Linked DNA regions of Mus musculus: all the other regions are linked to region 1. A link is a loop called in an ENCODE intact Hi-C map of the cell type or tissue named here. Cell type or tissue: left cerebral cortex. All regions are shown on one strand.

Region 1 (8,000 bases):
TCTCCACTCTTACGCAGCTGATGGTTTTGCTTTCACCCAGGAGAAAACTAAAGCAATCAGAAGAGATTTTCAAAACACTTTTTGCCATTTCAGTGATCCAGAGCCTAATTCACATCTTTGACCTCTGTATATTCCTTTAAAAATAATGTAATTGCTGTATTCTCTCTCTCTCCAACATCACTAATTTGTGTCTCTTAAGTCATTTGTCTTGGCCTGCAAATGTGCTATTTACTTCAAGCTCATCTTTACCTACTGCCTTCATTTTTTCTGTTCCCTTTGCACAAAATAATCCTTGAAGAACCTATATTTACAGTTTCCAGTTTCCTCTGTTAAGTGTCTTTTATATGTAGTCTAGTGCATGTGATTGCATCCACCATCTCTTGTCTACAGTCTCATCAAGTCTCCATGGCCTTCCTTTGTCATGCGCACAGTCAGTTGTCAGCTTCATTATACTTGTCATTTTGAAGCACCAGGCTCCTCTAACCATTCCTCCTGAAGCATCATTGGTTTCTGCTGTATTTCACTCTCCTAAGTTACCCCCTACCTCCCCTGGAAGTGTGTGTTGGTCTCCTTGAATGGTTTCTATTTTTCCACCCAACCTCTAAATGTCATAGTGCTCCTGGGTTCTGTCCTTGTACCTCACCTCTTCTCTATATACACTTACTCTTTGGAGATTTCAACCAATCTCAGGCATTATACACTATTTAAATGCTAGAAAATCCCAAATGCTTCTCCAATCAGGCATCTTGGAACTCCAAACTTATTCTGCTTCTCCAACATACCAAGTATATCTAAAATGGTCTCCATCATTGATGCTTCCCACACTTCTGCTCATGACAACTTAAGCTTAGTCAAACCCTAAAACATAACCATAACTTTTGTTCTAACTTTTCTTACCAGTAACACATATAGTACACCAGGAGACTCTACTGGTTCTAACATCAAATGTGCCAGAGTCTGAACACTTACTTCCACCTCCAATGCTGTCTCTCCAGCCACCATCACCTCTCACCTAGGTTACCAAAATAATGCACTGGTGTGATTAATACTTTTGAAAAGCAAGCCAAGTTATCTTATTCCTCTTTCAAGACTCAAGCAAAGCTATCCATGCCATTCAGAGAGCATTACAAAAGACTGACAAGAGCCTATAAGGTCTTTTTTTTTTCTCCCAATTCCCTCTCCCCAGGAACTTCTCTCCATCTACTCTTCCAGTTGTTGTTCACTAGACTCTATTGTACAAGGCCTTCTTCCTGCTCATGTCACCCAGGTACATATCACTGGATGATAGCACTACCTGGAATGTCTCCCTCCTGATGTGCACATGGTTAATTCCTTCATATTTTCCACATCCTTGCTAAATGCTCCTATTTAGCATGGTGACACTACTTTGCCTCCCATAATTTTTACTCTTTTATCCTGTTTTCAGTCTTTAAAAAATCACCTTGACATATACAGGAATATTTATATGGTTATGTTCTGGTTCCTCCTCCATGAGAATTAAAATTCCAAAAATGAAAACTCTTTCTCATGTCTTTTTCAGACACATTCCTTACAGGAAAGAATTTCTCAATTAACAACTGATGAGGCAATGAGTCTTTCTCTACCTGGTCTCAGATAACTCAAGGTTACCCAGTATATTTTGGTCAGCCTTTACCCTGTTCTGCATATGCACATGCCTGTGTGTGTTTGTGTGTTTGATAAACTGCTCATTAAATCAAACTGTTATAATGGATCAGTGGCTCATAAAATACCTTAATTTTTAAATATTTGATTACATTTCTTTATTTCTTCAGCCTATCAGAGTTTGTTCTGGATGAGATACAAGTTGACAAATAGGATAGATTAACAAGCGGATCGATCTTGACATACTTTCACAAAACGGAGTATCCATCCATCTTCAAAGGGCAAACAGCATAGATCTCTAGAGAGTACCCCGTCCTGCAGATCTCACATGGGATGAGTCAGGAAGGGGGGAAGTAACCTCGTCTTCTCATATCTGCTATCCTTGCTGTAGCCTTTTCCTAAATAGATTCCTCCAGACTTGCCACAAGCTGTTGCTCAGTCCTGGTAGCAGCTAAATCAATTGACCATATTGTACTGGTTTGCTTCAATGTGTTTGTTTACTAGTTAAAGCCTGCATCAAGGGCAGGATTATTTCATGGTGTTTGGTTTCCTGGCCCTCTTCCAGCTCTCTCTCTCTCTCTCTCTCTCTCTCTCTCTCTCTCTCTCTCTCTCTCTCTCTCTCTCTCCCCACCCCCTCTCTGTATGTAAAATGACAATGGCTCTCTTGGTCTGAAATAGTGTACATACATTCTGAGAATTAATTTGACTACCCTGAGCTCTCTGTTCTGAGACTTGCTGTCTTTATAGTTTGAACCATGTGTCCTGAATTTAGGCAAATGCCCACCACTAATAACATGCCCAAAGCATTTTTATCCCTTTTCTGCTTCCAGTTACAGCCCGTTTTTGCCCTGTTATTGTCTTGCAAATGGAACATGTGCAGCTCTTTGTGCAAGTACAAAAATAAAATATGAACATGTTCTTATCTAAAATGCCACTTTCCCAGTATTCTTTCTGGGTTGCTCTTCATTAACCGAAGTACCATTGTCACGAAAATTATAATACCCTGCAATTTTAGAAAGAAGTTCTACATTCTCTTGACCACCCAAATGCCTGGTTTCTAGTTAAAATATTCAGAGGTGACATTCAAGTAATTTCTACAAGATCTAGTGAAGATTACAGTTCACATATCTAGGGTTAAAGAAGTCACCTAGTGCCAATAGGATAAAGAAAGAAAGAAAAAAAAAAAGAAAAAGAAAAACAACTACAAAAACTGAGCGTGTAGTAAAAAGATTTCAAAGAATGTTCCACAGCATGTGATTTTCCTTCCAGAAACTCTAACACTATATAATTACTTTTGTAAGGAAAATGAATAATGTAAGCGTCTACTGCTAGAAACAACTAGGCAGAAACATCTGAAGTAGATAGGCCTTTCTTGAGAGCAGATGAAATATTAAGCTGGAAAATATCTGTAGAATGGCCCACAGGACAGTGCTCTTGGTTTATTATTCAATGGAGAGACAGCACAGCCCTGGATGAAGTTACATTGGAAATGAAGTGCTTTCTCATCTATGTGTCAAGATTTGTGTGGGTCTTCTGCTTCACACAGAGCCTGTGATATTGATGGCATCCCAAACTGTCAAGGATAAATACCAATCAGGATGCATCTAAGGAGCGTCTGGTTAAAAATAACACCAGTTAAGAGCCTTCTTTTGCAACAGAAATGCTGTGATAAAGAAAACTGAAATTCCACCTGCATGGAAATTAAAGCATAGCTACTCTCCTAGTTCAGATTAAGGAATCAAACAAACGAACAAACAACAACAAACCAAAAAAATAAAAAAAATAATAAAAAAACCAAACCAAACAGGCTTCACTTTGGTGCTTAGCAGAACTAATCCTAGCAGATACAGTGGGGGGTTTGTGTGTCAGGGAAACAGAATGTGGAGACTAGAAACATAGAGACCCTCACTGCATCCCCAGCAACACGGTGTGTGTGTGTGTGTGTGTGTGTGTGTGTGTGTGTGTGTGTGTGTGTGTGTGTGTGTGTGTGTAGGAAGCGGTAGTGGATGAAACTGCTTCCAAAACCTGAGAGCAACTATGCAGACTGGCGTAATCTAGCCAGAATAAAGCTGAAATCCAGCAGCTCAGAGGTGGCCGCGTTGTGTGGAGGGTGTAGGTAGCTCCGCAATTCAGCCACTTAAGCAGGTTCTTTTCACTGCTCAGGGGGTAGAGAACCTTCTAAGGATGTTTTATCATGAACAATTATCGTGCTGGCAACATTTCAACAACCCCTGGTGAACAAGCTGACCCACCCAGCCAGTCTAACCTCAACCAACTAATGTCCCCCACAGTCTTCATCCCCAGCGTGGGGTAAGCACCCTGACACAGAGTCAAGCTTTCTGAGTGGGTATCCCAAGGGCTGATGGTCAGCTAGTGGAACAGCCATGTTAGCATCCTCCAGGCATAAATCAGCCTCCGGTAGGCTGACCGACGACAATCAGGAGCGCTTGCCCTGTCCTCTACACGCCTCTACCTCCAAGACTGAGACTGTCCCCAAACTCCTGGGTTCAAGCGCCCAGCCCCAATGGCTGCCTCGAGGTTCAGCACCGAGGACAGCGGACATCGGACATACTTTACTCCCTGAGGTCCTGGAGGCCAGGGCAGTGTTTGTGAGGGAGCAGACAATGCTGCAGGTGTCCCACCGCGCGCCTTCTGGCACCGCACCCCTGCCCCCTGTCTCCCTGTGCCCCTGTGCTCCTGAGCTCCCATCTCCCACCCGCAGTTCGCTCAGGACCGCCTCGCGGCGTCTTACTTTTCTGGCTGGAGTAACCCGGGTAATAGCCATAGTAGCCAGTAATCCGCAGGATCCGGTCCTCGATGGTGGCCACCCCGTTGGGGGCCGCCTTGACATCCATAGAGAACGCGGGGCGGCGGCTCCCGGAGCCGCGGGGCGTAGAGCAAAGCGCGGGGCCCGGGAGCTACTGCAGGTACCGCCGCCGCCGCCGCCGCCGCTGGTGCTGATGTTGCAGCTCGTGCTCCCGCGCCCCAGCTCTGATTCCACCGCTGGGCGCAGCTCTGGCTTCGCATCACAGCGGCGGCGGCAACGGCAGCGGCAGCGGAGCGGCCCCCACTCTGGCCGGCCTTTCTGTCAGCCTGGCAGCTCACCCGCCCGCCACCAGCTCACTGCTGCCCGAACAGCGCCCCCTCACCTCCGACGCCCACCCAGGTCTGGGACGCTTGTGGGCGCCCCACCTGGTCTCTGACTTTCACCGTTAACCCTTGTGCCAAAAGTAGACACCCCCAAGCCCACTTGAGGGAAGGACGGTGGCTAGATGCTCAAGGTGAACTGCTGTGGGTGGGAGACACTCACACAGAACTAGGGGTTAGCAATTCAAAAGATGCACACTGCAGTTTAGCACTTCTACCCTGCATTCGTTCCAGGCTCCTGCCCATTCCACCTTGGGTGTATGGATATGGAAAGCATTCACAGGCATTACTCGTTGCAACTTGTCTAGACATCCAAGGATCCTTTTTCTCCTTTTACCAACTGAGAAGGAGGAGGAGGAGGAAGAGGAGGAGGAGGGGAGGAGGAGGAGGAGGAAGAGGAGGAGGAGGAGGAGGAGGAGGAGGAGGAGGAGGAGGAGGAGGAGAAGAAGAAGAAGAAGAAGAAGAAGAAGAAGAAGAAGAAGAAGAAGAAGGAAGAAGAAGAAGAAGAAGAAGAAGAAGAAGGAGGAGAAGAGGAAGAAGAAGAGGAGAAGAAGAAGAAGAAGAAGAAGAAGAAGAAGAAGAAGAAGAAGAAGAAGAAGAAGAAGAAGAAGAAGAAGAAGAAGAAGAAGAAGAAGAAGAAGAATCTCGATCAGGTGGTGTGTGGATTATAATTACCCTAGTGAATGCAGAGATTTTAAGAGTTTAAGTCCTGTGTCTGATAGTCTACATGGGACCCCTACCTTCCAATAAACACAACAAAGGGTAGGACCATACATCTGAGCACAGCATATTCATTTGTCTAATTCTAAATATCCCACAATCTAAGAAAAAATATTTTCTTCTTTATTGTAAAACACATAAGAAGTAAGGGCTTTCAAACTGTATCTGAGCATACGAGCTATTGCCAAAGTCCAAAGACCAAAGAGAAACACTTTTTTTTCCTTTTGTTTTTTGTTTTGTTTTGTTTTTTGTTTTTTTTGTTTTGTTTTGTTTTTGTTTTTGTTTTTTTTTGTTTTTTTGTTTTTTTTTTCTGGAGACAGGGTTTCTCTGTGTAGCCCTGGCTGTCCTGGAACTCTCTCTGTAGACCAAGCTGGCCTCAAACTCAGAAATCAGCCTGCCTCTGTCTCCCAAGTGCTGGGATTAAAGCGTCACCACTGCCCGGCTACAGAAAGACTTATTATCTATGCAGAACATTCTAGAAGCTCTGTGATCAGGGTGAGCAGCCTTCACACCAATATGGCCCTTCTGAGTTGATGAGAAGTCCTAGAGTTAGCTGAATGCAAGGAGCAAAGGCTACCTTGTTCATAGATTTCAGTCCCTGTCTCTTAAGAAGTAATCCTCCAATCTCCATCGCAGAAGGGAAAATGAGAGGAGAGGGAAGGCCTTTATCAGCTGAGTAGAGGTCAGCTCCACCTTTCCTCAAGAAGTGTTTGACTTCCTGCCGATATTCACATTTCTAAAATTCATGAGGTGTGGGGGAGCAGAAATCAAGGTTGGTTTCTCAGTCCCTGCCCAAGGCTGCCCAGCATTTTTTCATTGTGTTATGGGCCCTTAAGAGAAAAAAAAAAAAAAAAAAAAAAGAAAAGAAAAGAAAAAAGGCAAGCTTTTGTCCTAAGATGAAATGGGCTTAAGTGGATAAAAATGCAGTATTAAATTTCACAGCGTGTTGATCATCTTTATTCAGACACAAAGCTCTACAAGGCATCTCGAGAAGAGACTGAATTTCATATGGTTGTGGCTGTGAACAGAGTCCTTAAAGAAACCAATTTCCAGCTGCACCCACCTGTTTACTGTTAGAGGCGAGAAAGGAGCTAATACACCAGACAGAGCCAAAGGGCTCTGTGACACTGAAGCAATGGGGGGAAAAGCTAAATATGTAAAGCTAAAAAGGAAGGATTATGTCCATCCCCACCCCAAAGTAATCTGTAGCTTGTTTGTGTTCGTCTTACTACTTGAATAGCAAATCATATATAGAATCCATTCATTGCACACAGAAAGGTATGTCAGTCACATTCATTTAAGATATTCCCTTTGTTTTCACATTTCTATAAAACATAAATTTCCCATATTTCATCTAGTATATATGTTATAACAGCACACACTAACATGTACATTTAATAAAAGAGAAATTGAGACATAAAAAGGCATCAAAAGTAACAGACATGTTAATATATAGAACTTGAAAGGAAACTGATTTTGTTCTATTAGTGCTTATAGTATTTATAGTCTGACTTAGAAATAAACTTTTAAATAGGAGAACAACTACAGATGTCTTTAATTATCTGTAAAAGGACAACTGAAATAATTAACAACAAGTTTGTTCAATGGAGGGAACTGAAAGTCATACACACACACACACACATACTGCTAGTAATAAGGTCTCACTTGCTTACAAATATAATAGTGGCTTTTAGCTTTCAGATATTCTTCTGGGCATTCTTTTAAAATTATAGAAATTATATGGAGGGAGGAATTTTAAAGCATTTTATTTGCTTGTGTGCTAAATCACTTTCCATAAGCAAAACAGATATTCATTTTTACAAAATTGCCCAAATCTCTTCTGAAAGAATTACAGACAGTTGTAATTCAACAAATGAAGATCAAAATACCTCATATTTCTCATGCTTATCCTTCACATAGCTTCTCTAGTCATTATAAATCATTATTCAATTTAAAAAATTCTCAACACCTTTTACAAAGATTTTTAAAATTATGTAAACATATGTGGAGGTGGGTATGTGTGAGTGAGAGTGCAGGTGGGGCCAGAGGTCAAAAAGCAGTATCTGATTGCATGAAACAGGAATTATAGTTGCAAACTTCTGACACAAAATCTTAGTCCTTTAGAAGAGCAGAAAATGCTTTTAATCATGGAGCTGTCTCTCTAGCTCCTGTCTGCTACATATTAGTCACATCTTCAAGGCACTTAACTGTGATTCTGAGTTTTGATATCTGGGACATATTTAATTTAGTGATCTGGTAGCTTAGATATGTATGCTAATTGGCTATAAAAAGCTATCTATGTTAGTAAAATTTATCAGATCATCTGGAAAGTAGTTCATGTGATCACGCACAATCACATGTGTACAAACACTGCACAGTAGTTAATGTGATGGGTATATCACACAATCACATGTACACATGCACTGATAAAAGGGGTGCAAATTGCTCCTCACTTTACTGAGAAATTGATGTAGTGTGACTTTTTTCTTTAGCTAAAAGTAAGTACTGTT
Region 2 (8,000 bases), 290 kb before region 1:
CATATCCCTACCCCAATCCTTATGCTGGTTTGTAGGTGGCTCACTTTCAGGATAGAGGAAAACTACTGTCACAGGAGGAGGCTAGTTCTCCCTAGAAAGAGCTAGAAAGGCTGCTTGCCTGCCTTGGCTTGCTCTTGCCCCCTGACCCCTCACTCTCAAGAACATTGTCACCTTCTGCGTTCCTTGCTTGTGCTGTGTTGTATCATCAGTGTCTCAGTCTTAGCTCTTTCCGCCTCTGGATCGACGAGCAGTATCTCTATTGTCTTTGTCAATTAACACATTTTGGTATTCTCTTATAGCAGCAGAAAAGGAAACAGGGTTTCACTCCGTAGCTCAGGCTGTCCTGAAACTTTCTATGTAACCCAGGCTGGCCTAGACCTTGTGGCACTCCTCCTGCACAGCCCCACAAGCATGGGGTACAAGCATGCTCAGTACCAAGTGTTTCTCTATAGAAAATTCTGCAGCATGGATTACAGGGAGAGGCCTGTGTATCAGACTATACACTGACTTCTTTTCCCTCTCTAAGTAAACCAAGAAACTAGTATTATTGATTTACCTTATTTTCTGGCTGCAACCAGAGGGTCCAAGGCAGCTTGTTTTAAAAAAGAAGACATAAGCTAGGCTTTGTGATTCATATCTTTAATCCCAACAATGAGGAAGCAGGAGGCTATCTTGGCCTACAGAGTGAGTTCCAGGTCAGCCAGAACTATGTAATGAGACCTTATGTCAAAAACAAAACAAAGAGACAAAGACAAAGGGACACCCAAGGGACCAGTGAGATGGCTCAGTGATTAAGGGAGCTTGCTGCCAAGTCTGACAATCTGAGTTCGAGACCCAGAACCCATATGGTGGAAGAAAATAAAACCTACTACAAAAAGTTGGCCTCTGGCCCCCAGACACGCACTGTAGCACATGTGTGTGCCCTGTGCTCCCACAAAATAAGGAAATAAATGTTTAGAACATTAAAAGAGATCAAGGCTGGGAGCAAAGGTCATCTTCCTGTTTCTTCCAGTTTGGGCAGTGGCAGCTTCTGCTCCAGTGCCGAGTAGAGATTGGCCTTGGTGGGACAGTGATGGTGCCCTCCATATTTGGTAAATGCGACCCTCTTCTCATTACCTCTTGTCTTTTATGGTTCATCTCTAGCATTTTCATCTTATGCAAATATTGTCTTTTCCCAGAAGTGTACATAGGAAGTTGAATTTTCTTCTCATTTTCCTGCTGTGAAAGATGACATGTTTATTAGTTTGGGGTCATTGTTGTTGACTGCCACAATCTACAGCCTTCAATCCTTCTTGGAGCAGGAGATCTTAATCCATTGTAATCCATGGTGTTCTCCTGTCATGATAAAGCTATACTGGTGTGTGTCCCTGACAAGTCCTTTGTATAGCTGTCTGAATGAAGTGGCAATCTGCTGTGTATCTAGTTGTATTTTAAAGGTTCTTGCAGAGTGTTGAAAGCCTGAATGTAAGGCCTTGACAATTTCATTTTGATAATCTCACTTCGACAATGTACCATTTCTCCCCCAACAGATGCTTGTAATATCTCTCTAGAAGAGTGGCTGGGTTTGATGAGACCTTCCTTCCCTTTCTCTTCCTGTGTCTTCTACCATTGAATGGACAGCTGTGACGTGAGAAGAGCACCCCCTAGTGGCCCTGTGGAACTTATTTCTCTACAGTTTGTTTTCATATTCTAATATAAGTACAGGGAGCACAGCAGTTAAGGGAGGCTTTGAAATGACTACTGATGAGTCTGCTGCTCTCCCTTTAGTTTGTCATGAAATTCAGTGGCAGAGGTGGCTATTGAGGGTAAGCAGGGGTGAATGTATTTTCATTTGTCACCTACTGTTGCCCAGAGGTAAAGAACAGAACTGGCGACAACCCTTTGTGCTGCCCTGTGGACAGTGTGTTGCATGGTGCAGAAACATAGAGGGAGGCTGCCGCAGCTGCCAGCACGTTAAGCACGGACTTGAGGACCTGTAGCATGCGGGTGACCCTTAACCTCACCCAGCAGTGACTGGCTGGCTCCGGAATGAGTCAGGACAAGGTTTGAAAAGGACCCCTACAAACAGCTTTCGTTTTTTTACTCTGCAGGGCAAAGCTGACTGAAGCCCTTCCCTGAGGTTACATTTTGATAGAGGTTGGTGGCACAGAAGTCAGGAATAACTTCTGGAGAAGCTCTCCCTGGGTTTTGAGAGATCGTTTTTTTAAACCCAGGAGGAGTGAAGGGAAGAGCTGTGCTGGCTTCCCCCAGCACAGATGAAAACTTGTAGAACCACCAGTTTCCACGCAAGATTCCCTTTTCATCTACATGGCTCTCTTTTCTCCACAAAGCAGACGGAGCCTGGCCTCACCCGAGGGTGGAGGGCACTTGCCAGTTGCAAGCAGGCATAAGCAAGCACTGATGCTTTTCATTCTACCTGCCAAGGACTGAACAGTCTGCGTTGGCTTTGAACTCCTGTGTGAAGGGGAAACTTGAAAAGAGCGACTCTCCCAGTCTCACCCACTTCCCCCAGTCTACAACCGCCCCAGCTCACCTTTGTGTTGGACTTTGTTCTGCCTTCTTGATGGCACAGAAGCCTTTCAGAGGTAATTGCTTGTGGCAGGTCAATGGGTTCAAGCTTCTAGAAGTCCAAAATTTAGAGTGTTCAGCATCCCTCACACCATGAGACGATGAAACACAAAAGCAGGTACATTAAACTACCCGAGCATTGTGTGAAAGCGGCACTTCCTCCTGGGCACACACAGGGAAGGTCATACCCAGTGTCACCACTGTCGTCTGTGGGAAGGGCTTTTTGACCTACAGGGTTCTTTATTGTTCTAGCTCAGTGTCTTCAGTGAGTTATTAATCAAAATCTTGGTCAGGGATTGAGGGATCGTGTTTAAAGTTACCAAATAGCTGGGGTCTTAGACTAGTAGAGATGAAAGAGACTGGAGACACACCTGATCTTCCCTTAACCACCCAGTGCTGTCCCAGTCCTTAGGGAGGTCTCTGGGGGAAGTTCCTTCAGTAATCATGGGTGACAAGGCATGCTTAAGAGAAAAGTACAAACTGGGCTGGCAAGATGGTTCAGTGGTTAAGAGCACTGACTGCTCTTCTGAAGGTCCTGAGTTCAAATCCCAGCAACCACATGGTGGCTCACAACCATCCATAATGAGACCTGATGCCCTCTTCTGGAATGTCTGAAGACAGCTACAGTGTACTTACATATAATAAATAAATAAATCTTTAAAAAAAAGAGAGAAAAGTACAAACTGCTAACAAATGGTAGGGTCATTTTTTTTTTTTTTAAGCAGGGAGTAAGGTTTATGGAAGACATTTATTGGAGCTTAAAAGGTTCACTGAAACTGAGCAGGAGTTTATCCGTGGGCCTGTCTAAGTTTCTCCTTGCCCCCAGTGTGTGTGTGTGTGTGTGTGTGTGTGTATACGTGTGCGCACACACACATCACTGCATATACCTGTAGAGACTAAGGGTTGATGTCAGATGTTATTCTACAGCTCTCAACCTTACTTTTTGTTTTTGAGACAAGGTCTCTCACTGATCTTGTAACTGTTTCCACTAAATGGCTGGGCTGGGCACCCCTGGGAACATCTGTTTTTACACAAAGCCCCTCCAATCCCAGTCTGCTGGCTTTACAGATGTGCCTGTCATTACAGATGTGCCTGTCATCACTGAATTCTTTCAGACTGGGCTTTTTAGTTTTTCGGGTGTTGAGTAACCAGTCTGGTCCTCATCCCTGCACAGCAAGCACCTTATCCACTGAGCCATCGCCCCAGCCCACTGCCCAGCCTTCCTTCTCCACAAAAGAGTTTGGACTCTACAAAGTTGAGCATGGAAGACAAAGCTTGTCTCCTCACATCGACATGCAGAGGGTGTCTGCAGAGTTTATTCACTCAGGGAGACAGAGCTGAGCTCTTTGCATCCAGGAAGTCTCTGAGGTGAGAACGGTCTGCCTGCCCTAGTCTCAGCAGAGAAGCATCCTCAGCCGCCTTAGTCATAATCACTGGTGACTATTAGACACATTTCCCATGCGGTCGGACCTTGGAACTTAACCTAGTAAAGAAGCCATGAGCGGTGACTAAGAGAAGCTGTTTGTTCCCCCCACTCTTAGCATTTCAGGGCATGAAGATGCTAGTTCTGGATACAGCAGTTGATTGTGCCAGAATGCTGGAGGGAGAGACCAAGAGTGGGGGACCCTTCCAGACACCTGTGGGAAGAAGAATCTATGACAGCCAGGGGCTTGGTTAAATGGGAGAACAGAAAAGTTTGTGTCTCCTCTGCATGGGTGAGTCTTAAGGATGTGTCTATTCGTGAGACTGAATGGCTGTGTAGCCATCATTTCTTACTGTATGCACGAGGAAATGTACCATCATATGTCGTTCTTTGGAAGACCTTATAAATTCTAAGGGTCCCATTTTAGAAAGGCTGACGATTTGTCCAGGTTTGCCCAACTGGAAAGTGGCATCACTAGGACTCAAGCTCAGATGTGTACCATATATCAAACCATGTTCTTCACCTCATAGTTTGCTTCCTGGAAGGCTGATTCTCAGAATGCCCTTGCATTTCAAAACAAAGTCTCCAGGCACTTCACCGGGGCTGGAGATTTTCCAGGCTTGCGTTATGTCTTGTAAGTAGAAAGTTTTCAGAACTCCCCCAGAGATGCTGAAGATTTCTTTAAAGGTTGGGGTGTGGAATGATCCCACATTGCTACTAATGACTGAAGGAACCACATCCAAGGAGACTGTAGATGATCTGTGTGTATAGTGTGGACACTGAGTTGGAATAAACCAAAATATTTGGGTCATTTAAAAAAGTACTCTTTGGGCCAGGCTTCTGGTTTGATAGTATGGTTGTCTGAGCCCCTTTCCTTTGTCCTTAGCCGTCTATTTAGGTTCACATTTCTGATCAAGGCTAAATGGTAGCTATTGTTAAGAGCCCTCTAGGCATCTACTTTCTGAAAAAGGAACCTGAAGAACCACACGTTCTCTTTGCCAAGCCACTAGATGGCAGCAAGCGGCAGTGCCAACAAGCTTCCACCTGCACAGAACTATACAGGGAAGCAATACAGGGAAACAGTTGGGCAAACTGGCTTCATGTAAATATGCCAGCCCAGTGAATCCTGGACACACGCACATGCACACACACACACACGCACACACGCACACGCGCACGCGCACGCACACCTCCCTTCCCCTACAGAGGAAGGCAGTTGCTTCTCTTCATCCTTTGCAGAAGAATCACACCAGAAGGAGTTGTTTAGGGGAACGGTAGGGTGGTACTTTTTCATTTTTTTAACATTAGGAAATATATTTGCCTAAAGGTTTCTGAATGACCTGACTCGTCAACACATGATCAATATCATCAGCTGGAATATGTGCTAGGGCTTCGGGACCGGAGGATCAATCAACCAAGTACCACCAACCTCTGCACTTGGTGACAATCACTGACTTAGGAGAGGCTGGTTTTGTTTATTAAAAGACAAGGAAGGTGGGTCAGAGCAACTTCAAGAAAATGTAGCATGTGTTTGGCACAGTGACCTAACATGTCTCTTAAAATTCTGGGAAGTGAAGAAAGTGACACTATGCCAGCTTTAGGGAGATGATCATGGAGACAACTTAAGGCCCAAGAAGGATTTCTGATTTACAGTGCAGTTGTTTGTTCAGAGGAGCTATCCATGAAACCCCTGAACCCCACCCCACCCCCCAAAAAAGGTTTACATGACATGATTTGGCTTTAGTACAAGATAAATATTTCTCTAGATCAGAAAACAGAAATGCACATATTTGTGAGAAGCCGATCCATAAGACACTTAGGCCAGGTAAGAAGTTATTTATATTCAGGAAAGGAGATCGGGAAATGCTCCATAAAAGATCCAGGCTCACAATTTTAAATTAAGGCTCAGTTCTCTTTAATGCTGCTTATTATGGAAGAGCTACAGGGCTGAAGTTGAACAGAGCAGCAGAGCATGTTGTTTTAGCATGTAAGAGGCCATGTGTTCATTGCCCAGTACTGAAGTAAAATAAATGTATCTGGGGATGAGTAGGTGGCTCGGCAGATAACGCTCACCATCAAAGTGTGAGCCCTACTACTTGGGAGGTAGAAATGGGATGCCCAGGATAAATGGGCTAAACTTTGAATTGGTGAACTCCAGGTTCAGCCAGAGGCTCTGTGTAAGTAAATAAAGTAGAGGGTGATTAAAGAAGCTAGCTGACATCAGCTTCTAGCCAGCACACACACACACACACACACACACACACACACACACACACACACACACACACACACACACACACTGTAAACACATACTGAAAGCTGGAAGATTCATTTCACAGGACTTAGCATAAGATTAAATACAAAGAAGATAAGACCCCGCAACAATAAATTCAAAAGCTTGCTTTGGTGATTTCTAAGAAACACTCAGAAAGAATAAGATACTCAAACCAACCCAGACCTATTAATTAAGCTAGTAGGAAAAATTATCACTTTCCTTAAAAGTCCAAGAGTCTAAAAATGTTTTTTACTAAATGTTAGGGAACTAGAGCAATTCTGTGTTGCTATAATAAATGTTTTGGAAAAGAAGGGTGTGAAATCTCAATTTTCCAAGAATAATTCAATCTTGATGGCAAAGCTGATATAAAACTGTGTTGGAAAAGTGTAGGTCTGTCTCCTTCATTAAGGCAGATACACAGTCGAAGGAAATGCAGTTCAGCAATGTATGTGTGCACTTATCTCACGACCAAGTTGAGTTTATGCCAGAAACGCACCATGGCTCACCATTATAAACTCTAGACTGTATTAGCTGGAGAAAAGAAAACCCAGAGAATTGTTTATTTTTGTGTGGGTAGGCATTTCTCTGTGTGTGGGTATGTGTGATTGTTTTAATAGATGGGGAAAAAATCCGATAAAATTTAACACTAAAGGAAACCGATAAAACTTAGTCTAAAGGAAAACTCCTGAACTTGAACGACGTTGTGCCAGGTGGCCTTTCTTCCTACCGGCTTGACAGCAGTCTTCTGCCTGTCCCATGCAGCAGCTTCCCTGCCATCCTATTGGGTGCAGCCACTGAGGAGATGACAATGAGGTTAGGTATTTGGGCTATCGGGTGAACATGTCTCTCAGTGGAAGGCCACTCTTACCCTCAGTGCAGCTTCCTTTACCTGACTCTATCCTTCCAGGCTCTAGAAATCTCTCCCCTTGCCTTGGCCCAGAGCTGGTTACCTGTCTGCTGCCTCTAACACTTTCTGCACTATCTTTGACTGTTTCTCTTCTGTGCAAGGAGGGTTGCAAAAGAAAGTTCCCTGAATTACTAAAATCTCAGTGTGCCATCCATTTCCTTTGGGGGCTTTGGTGCCAGTGGGTATCAAAATCCTACTGCGTATATTATATATGTTCAGTATCCCTTACTTGAGTTTCTTGGGACCAGTAGTGTTTCAAATTTGGAATTTTATTTCTGCTTTTCAAATATTTGCATGTATATAATGAGATATCTTGGGATTGGGACTCAAGTCTGGACACAGTTTGTTTCATGTGTTTGCTAGGCACAGTAGCTGAAGGTAATTTTACACAATATTTTCAATGTTTCTGCTTTTTGGCTGCAGGTTTGGAATTTTTCCTCCCGTGGTAATGTCAGTGATCAGATAAAAAATGGATTTTGGAGCACTTTGGATTTCACATGTTAGAATTAGGGAATCTTAAGTATAGTATCAATATCTTAGTGTGTGTGGGGTGAGGATGGGGTCATGAGAGAGAAGGTCTGAGGGAATCAGGACTGTTGGGATGGGGGTTGCAATGGCTAATAGGTTGTTCAGGGTAGGCCTTATAAGGATGCTGAAATTTGAAAAAAAAAAAAAAAACAATCTCTGGAAATCAAAGAATTATCCTGCTAGACTACGTGAGTCAATATGCAGGGGTGGGGGTGTCGAAGATGTTAGTAAGAAGACAGTCCTGTTAGGCTGCCTGATTGGAGGAGAAGATGGGCAGGATAGAGGGGGTGCTGCTGATC
Region 3 (8,000 bases), 200 kb after region 1:
AGGATTGTAAAATGTAAGAATAGAAAAGACCTTGGGTGCTATTCTCTCAGTTCTGATCCATCCACAGTTAAAGGCACGTTGCAGTATTTTTGAAGCATCTTTGTCCAAGGAACCTCAATTGATTTGCATTTATTAACCAATCAGCCTGCCAATCCCTAAATGCCTTTGGCCTTTGGATACCTGCAGGCTGTTATAACAGGCTTGTCTCTTCAGTAGGCTCATTGTTTGAAGAAGTGAAGGAATAGCTCACAGCAAATAAAACCCCTGCATCTATGTCCCATGAGAAGTATCATGAAGAAGTACTGAGACAGAGAACCTGAGATGATTGGTCAGGGTGCACTTGCAGTTTGCTAGGAAGAGACAGAGACCAACCATCATCCCATAGCTTCTTCCACATGAACAAAGCTGAGATGGGCTGTTTTACTTTGGACAATATCATAATGTAAATCTCTGGTTGAACTAGAGTCAGAACCCACACTCCTAAGTCACTCCTAGAGTGTCATAAACCCCCCTCATCCATGTGGGGTTCTCTAGTCTGGATTCCAAGGAAAGGGTGATCTTTCACTCATTCTCACCTATCCTCCCCTTGCCCTGTAGCAACAGACCATATGTCTTGTCACACAAGGCCCAGTTGTGCAAGTGTCCTTGTCATTTGCTCTTAGATGTGGTCCTGACTCAAACTTATTGCCAGTGACCTGTAATTGCAGGGCCCAGTCATTGTGGAAGTGGTCATGCTTTCATCACACTCTCCCTTTCTCATGGATGACAGCTCAGATGCCAAGGCACCCTAATAAATAGCCAAACAAAACATAAGAAGGAACCTGAATCCTGAATGACCAGTGAATCAAAACCCTCTACTTCTCTGGGCCCTACCTTGGGCCTTTATACTATAAGGATCCCAAATCAATATAGTATGCATTCAATACAGTACAAGCTAAGAGAGGCTAAGTATTATTTGAGAGTTAGGGCAAGAGGCAGATGCTGCTCAGTGTTGGAAGGATCACTCTCCATTAAATCTTTGAGCAAACTCGGTGTTTCCTACATGAGAGGAAATAGAAGCAAATATTTCACTGGGCACATCAGGTGCAGACAATTTATTAAGCAATTTACATTCACATTATATTACATAATCCTCACAACTCTAGATTGCTGCCTTTCATTTACCTACAAGAAACTCAAGGCTTAGAGGGATGAATTAATCAAGTCATATAATCAATTAATTTTGAGTGGAATTATCTGCATTTATCTGCTTATAGGCACACTTTCCTAGAGAAGGAGAAACAGGGAGAGGGAGAGACAAGAGACGAGAGACAGAGAAAAGAGACAAGAGACAGTGTGTGTGTGTGTGTGTGTGTGTGTGTTGAGGGATCAAATTAACGAAGGAAATGTGATAGCCTAGGTGTTGTGACTAGAACACTGGCCCATGAGACAAAAGACCTGGAAGTTTCACAGGTAATAACACTTGCATGGTACTAGGCTTCTCAAAGCATATATGGCCTCTGGAGTCAACAACAATCATGGGCAGGAGAGATGGCTCAGTGGGTAATGACAATTGCTTTGCAACCATGAGGACTAGAGGCAATGTACTCCTATCATTCCAGTCTGGGTAGAGGGGCAGAAAAAGAAGAATCACTAGGGTTTGCTGGCCACCAAGCTTGGTCCAGACACAGTGAAAGATTCTGTCTCAAAGACCTAAGGCAAAATGTAATAGAATAGTCACATGCATATACCACACATATATACACAAACATATACAAGACACAGTTCTAATAGCTTATAGCATGCATACAAAGAGACAGCTGACATTTACTCACTGCACCTAACCAGCCACTTTTACTCTCAAAACAACCATAAGGGAGACAGTATTAAGGAATTAAGGATTAATCTGGCAAAGGACAATTTAGCACAATGGTCAAAGATATCAGCTAAAATAATGTCAGTGCACCCCAAACTCAAAGGCATGAAGCCCCAGTATGTCATAGGCTAATTACCCTTAATTCTGCATAGATATAGTTCTTCATTTTCCTCCAGCAAAGGACGACAGGATGAAAAGGTAGGAAAATCCATTCCTTTTTACCACTGTATTTCATGACTTACTATTAAAACAGTAGGGAAACAAGGGTTTCACCCATAGACTACTGGAAGAAAAAAGGAAGCCTTGCCTTAGGACAGCACCTAAGAACACATGAAAGGCATTCAGAGAAGCAGAGGACCTCTTTAAACACTGAGCAATGTTCCAAACAAAAGGCAGGAAGTGTACAGTTTAAAGTCAAACAGAGTCAATTTTATAGACATGGAAAAAGGGGCGATTGATGTAAGAGATAATCAGAGGAGAAGCATGCTAGCATAAGTCAAGGCTGAGCAGCTCAGGGACAGAAGAGGGCTGCATAAAATATTTAAAGGGCCTTTCTGATGTTCTGTTTATCCCAGGGCACTTATAAATCCAGGAGGTCATACTCTCAATGGACCTGCTGTGGACTGGGTGCTGACCCACTTTGACAAATATGTTGTCCAACCCAAGGCAGAAATATGGCCTGTGCAAAGGACCCCTGGTGAGGATGCTAAATCTCTGATTTTGAAGTCACCATGTATGACCAGCCATTTACATTAAGCAAGCAGTCCTGTGGTTTAGGGAATAGAGAGTCAAAATGTATTCTCTGTAGCAGCCTACGTATACTATTGGAAATAGCTCAACCAAAGCTTAACATCAATCATCTCAAAAGTACCCTAAAACACCAATTCTCACTGCATCACTCAGCAAAAGTATGCCACTGAAAACTCTCTGAAGCAGTAACTCTCTCTGCACAAGGCATTTATGGAGAATTAATGAACAGCTGTAGTCTATGGACTGTGAGCAGAACAAGAAATATTAATGCATGGCAAAGTTTTATACTCTGGCTTTTTTTCCCCCAAAGATAGTGATCATTTGATGTGCATAGAACACAAAGCCCTTTGCTCCCTGGTTTGTCTAGCCGACTCTCCAATGACTGCACCTCCAGCTTTAAAGCTATTGGAAAGTACATAACAGGATCTGTCAGAAAGGGTGTTTAAGTTTTAGGTCATGCTGTGAGCCTACGGAACACGAAGTGAGATTGAGAGACTAAAACATAAAGCCACCTACACCCTAGGAAAGGGTGAACTATCCTCACTATCTTCACATGGAGTGGACTGGAGCATAGTCTATTTTAATCAGTATTGGATGTATTTTTGAATCTTACTAGCAGGCTCATGATTTAATCCTTCTAACCACTTTAGTTGAGCTGTAGTGTACTCAGTTTTTCATTTGTCTGCCTACATGAAAAAGGCACTAACTCATCTCTGTAGAATAAAGAAGGCAGTACAGTCTACAGCAGTGACTCAGCTTTGCTGCTGTTGCCTCATGACCCTGTCATAATGGAAAATACCTTAGATCCTTAAATGCAACAGCCCTAGCCCACCTCCTTCTTGGGACAATTGTCACTAAATGAAGCCAAGGATGAACCTTTGATGTTTCCCATTGCTCGGTTTATTGTAACATTAGAACCAGTCAATTAGGGTTTTATTGCTTTTTGTTTATGTGTGAGAATCAAAGTGATGGCCTAGAACATACGAGGTAAACACTCTTCTACTAAATTAAACCCTCATCCTGGAGCCAACCACTTCTGAAACTGAGTGGTTGCCTGGTATCATTCCTATGTCTAGTTACCTTGCCCTCCCTTCCAATGGCAGAACCTACTCAGCTGCTGTCCTCTGTGGAGGATGTATCTGAGAGCTGTGACAGAAGGCAAAACGATGGAGAGCTGTGAGCAGAGATTGGAGAGCATCAGTCATGACTAAAGCTCGATCTGGTAAGGCTTTTTTTTTTTTTTTTTTTTTTTTTTTTAGCTTCCTAGGAACTGGCCCCAACCTCAAAACCTGCTCTGGGGGCAGCTGGGCTCTGCTTCATAATGCACTTCAGGTAGCTGACTCCCTGTGACATTGTGAAATACACCAAGAGCACAGATTAAATGATAGTCTTTGCCTGGGAATAGGTCATGATTCAAATCCAACTTCAGGTGAGCCCTTTGTTTAATTGAGCCTATTTACCTCTCCAAAAGTCAGCTTATTCCTATTTTACCAACCAATTGTTTAAAACAATCTGAGGCTCAAAAAGGTTAATTTATTCAAAATTACTCACTTGATAAAGCTAAGAACTGTTAAAATTCTATATTTGGACAACCCATTAGCTACAAAGCATTCCAAGAGATCTTTACTAAAAGAACAGCCAGGGCCAGGGAGGATAACAAGCCTGCAACAGAACAGAGGGAACAAAGTGGCCATCATGGTCCAGGGACTGCAGCCAGGAGATAAAAGAACTATGTGAGGCAATATTACAACGAAAATGAGCTGATGTAAGCCATGTTCCAGGCACTATGAGTGTGTTAGCCTTGCTAACTTCTAAAGATGGATCCATGGTATTAATAAACACAAACTAAGGTACTCGAATTTTAAATAATTCATCTGAGTTCCTTCAACAAGGAAGGACTTGATCTTAGCAATAAGGATGCTGGAGCCAGTCCTTCCTCAAAGATCCTGAAGACCCCAGAAAGAGCAGTTTTAGTGGAGTGATGTAATCTAGCCAATTTACAGACTGTGTGGTAGAAAGGGAGAGAGAGCAGAGGCTCAAAGTGGGTGCATTGCTCCCCCAAGTTGTCAGAGCAAAGCACTGCAAGGTAAGAGATAGGAAACCATGGAAATTGATTTTTGCAAATCAGGAGACACCCATTTCCAAATCAAGGCGTTGTCAGTGCCTCTCACCACCCAGAGCCTTCAAGGAAGGATTGCTGTGGCTCGTCCCATGTTCTGGAACTACCAGGCAAACCTTAACTTCTGGTAAAAAAAAAAAAATCTAGACAGCCCCAGTCTTCAAAGGCCTCTTTGTCCAAATGCCCCTTGGTTTGTACAGACACTAGCCACACTAGATGAAGATCTTTCCTATGATTTTTCTTAATTGAAAAAAAATCTACAAACACTCTAGTTAAAATAAGTTCAAATAATCAAAAAACTGAGACTTGGGAGTTGAATATACTTTCTAGGGTGAGGGGGCATAATTTAAGCCATCACAGGCAGAATGGGTTCTAGGGGGAGGGTATTTTAAAGATGAAGATGGGAGAGACAATTTATATCTCTCTTAAAATAACATTTCATTAAGGATCAGTAGAGAGGTCACAGTTCTTTCTAAATAAGCAGAACATTTGATTATCTTCATCCCAAGCAAAGCTTGCCAGGCCAAGCATAAAATTTTAGTATTCTGTTTTGATTCAGTGAGTTGGAGACGGACACAGCCTCATTGCTTTAGCCAAGAACATTGTGGTACTAACATCCATCACCGCTCTCCCACTCATGTCTGCTCTAGTCAATAAAGAGACAAAATCAATGCCCATGTCAAGCTGCACAGTTAACTCTCAATCCCAAAGCCTGGCAGAGGCAAGCAGTTGTGCAAACAAATAGAAGTGAGCAACACAAACTTTCTACAAGCTGCAATCGACTTGGTGTTTGGTTGATAGATAATTTTCTTGAGCAGATTAAATAACTTCTTCGATACCATGGAGACACAGTGGTGGAAACAAGAATCTTGAAAGTAGCCAGCACGGCAAGAGTAAGTCAAGAATTACCCATGCTTACTTAGTAACATGAGTTATAAATGGGGCAGCCATCCCAGATATTGGCATTGAAATTTTGCCTTAAACAGTTCAGCAAATATTGGCTTTCATGTAATGAAATTGTCTTGATAATTATTCATTCATTTGTTTCTCCTGAAATGCTCCTTTAATTGTTACCTAGCCCTCACAGATTGGTTAGTATAGCATCACAAACATAAACATTTAGCTAGACTCTAAGTGGAAACACCTGCAGGCATGAGCAGGCAATAGTTACTAATGTGTGTCTAATGTGCTAAGACACAAGTGTCACCATAAACATTCTCAAAGACTTCATTCACTACAGAATTCAACACAGAATTGTATTTGGTTGAAGAGGAAGACAAAATTTTCAAAGACCAAGAACTAAGAATCCCCTTAAAATAAACACAACTCCTTCTATACATCAAGAGTGCTCTATTTCAATAAGCAAGTTTATGACTGTCATTTATGTCAAGTATATTGATATTATGAAAAACTTTTAAAAAAATCTTCTTTAGTGGGAATTAAATAGTCATAAGAGACAGATGGACAGAGGGAACTGGGTGGGAGAGGAGAAGAGAAGAGGATGGGGATGTGGTCAGGATCAGGTGTTGGGAGAGTCAGGAGGGATGGCCAGATGGCCATGAGAATGAATAGAAATCTGCAACTGACTTGGGGGGAAGTAGGAGGCATCTTCAGGAAAAGACAGAGAACTAGAATAAGGGAGGTCCCAAAGAACCAATGGGGATATTCTTAGCTGTGACTCACAGCATTGGGGATATGGAAATTGAAGAGGCCACCTTCTGTAGCCAGGCAGAAACCCCAATGGAATGATAGGGACACCAACCCACTCACAAAACTTTTGACCCCAAATTATCCTGTCTAAAAGAAACTCAGGGACAGGGGATGGAGCAGAGACTGAGGGAATGGCCAATCAATAACCAGCCCAACTTCAGACTTATCCCATGGTCAAGCACCAATCCCTGACACAACTCTGTTATTCTTGCAGACAGGACTAGCAAGGATGGCCTCTGCTCCACCTAGTAGCTGATTCAGATAGATGGAGACACCCACACAGTGTATGGAGCTTGGGGTCTCTTATGGAAGATAAGAGGGAAAGCTTGTGGGCCTCATAGGGAATAGGAACACCAGAAGAAGACAAATAGAGTAAATTAACCTGAACCTTTCAGGCTTTCAGAGACTGGACCACCAAACCAAAGAACATTCATGGCTGGACCTAGGCCTTCCCAAACATATGAAGCAGATGTGCAGCTTGGCCTCCATGTGGGTCCCAAACAACTAGAGCGGGGACTACCCCCAAAGCTGTTGCCTGTCTATGGGATATGTTCCTCTAGCTGGGCTGCCTTGTCTGCCTCAGTTGGCGAGGATGTGCCCAGCCTCGCAGTGACTTGATGTGCCAGGGTGGGAGGATACTCTCCAGGGGCTGGGGGGCAAGGGGGGCACCTACTCAGTGGGGAAGGGGAGGAGAGACGGGGAAGGATTGTGGAAGGGGTGACCAGGAGGGAGGCAGTGAGTGGAATGTAAAATGATTAAATAAATAAATTAACAAAATAAATGAATACAGTTGCAGTTCATTATTATGAGGCTATTGAAATCCAAATGTGACTTTTTTTTGACCTGTATTCTTTTTTTGTTTTGTTTTGTCTATATACCCAAAGACCTGTAGACCCATAATCACAAATGGTGTAATTTTGGTCTTATCTGCTAGCTTCTTTATGGTTTCTTATCCAAATCTCAAATAAATAATGTTACTTTTTTCTCTTAAAAAAAGGAAAAACTCCTTCTTTATAATTCCCACTAGAGTATATAAAGCATTCAAGAACTAATAAGAATTCAAGAATTTATCAAACTTTGTTTTAATAGTTTACCTATTATGTTATGTGATATTGTGCTGTGCTAGGTGTTAATGTCATGTTTTCTTTTTTGGTAATAATAATTAAGAGTAATTCAGAACAAGACCAGACAAATCAACTGTTGATCAAGTAAAGTAGTATTGTTTCATATTTAACAAAAAAGAAAAATAAAAGCCCAAGACACTTTTTGTTAGCCAGAGTACTATTTGCCGTTGCAATTGAGTGAAGTAGTGGTGGGATATTCATGTCAGGGTCCAATGATGGATGTCAACTCTGAAGGAGCACAGCTATGCCCAATCTTCTGTAAGCAGGCACAGCTGAACCTTGGTGGTGGCAGCTATTATGTTCAGAGGACAGGGCAGCACGGAGTCAGACCTAATGAAGGCAGCACCGCATGTACAACCATGTACCAGTTATGGGATATTCTGCCTTAATTTCAGGTGGCCTTGAGGTTTTAAGGGCTAGAATGAATATGTAGTTCTGCCTC

What was found. A loop is a pair of places that touch in the nucleus more often than their neighbours do. Peaks named below come from ENCODE experiments on the same cell type or tissue, not always from the same donor. Only the 100,000 strongest peaks of a DNase experiment are listed, where the experiment ranks them.
Region 2: a loop joins it to region 1, with 4 times the contacts of the local background. A loop is called at or near these places in 10 of 42 quality-filtered maps.
Region 3: a loop joins it to region 1, with 5 times the contacts of the local background. A loop is called at or near these places in 4 of 42 quality-filtered maps.

What each region holds. Positions count from the first base shown.
Region 1 is chr14:49,521,136-49,529,135 of GRCm38, forward strand. Slc35f4 (solute carrier family 35, member F4) reads right to left here and starts at 4,702. Exons shown (of 8, transcript NM_029238.2): 1 at 4,376-4,702. The coding sequence starts at 4,478. In left cerebral cortex, a CTCF peak has its summit at 4,774; DNase peaks (open chromatin) are centred at 2,058, 3,119, 3,907 and 4,658; H3K4me3 peaks cover 2,467 bases; H3K27ac peaks cover 1,896 bases.
Region 2 is chr14:49,233,347-49,241,346 of GRCm38, forward strand. ccdc198 (coiled-coil domain containing 198) reads right to left here. Exons shown (of 7, transcript NM_025956.4): 4 at 2,534-2,620; 5 at 1,117-1,218. Among named protein-coding and RNA genes, the nearest start is that of ccdc198, 8.1 kb to the right of the region's middle. In left cerebral cortex, CTCF peaks have their summits at 1,664 (motif pointing left) and 4,999 (motif pointing right); DNase peaks (open chromatin) are centred at 1,643 and 5,016.
Region 3 is chr14:49,719,217-49,727,216 of GRCm38, forward strand. All of the region lies in intron 5 of Armh4 (armadillo-like helical domain containing 4), which reads right to left. Gm36146 (a long non-coding RNA gene) reads left to right here. Exons shown (of 2, transcript XR_383420.3): 1 at 1-3,827. Among named protein-coding and RNA genes, the nearest start is that of Gm36146, 4.8 kb to the left of the region's middle. In left cerebral cortex, a CTCF peak has its summit at 4,682; DNase peaks (open chromatin) are centred at 3,105, 3,325, 3,664 and 4,653.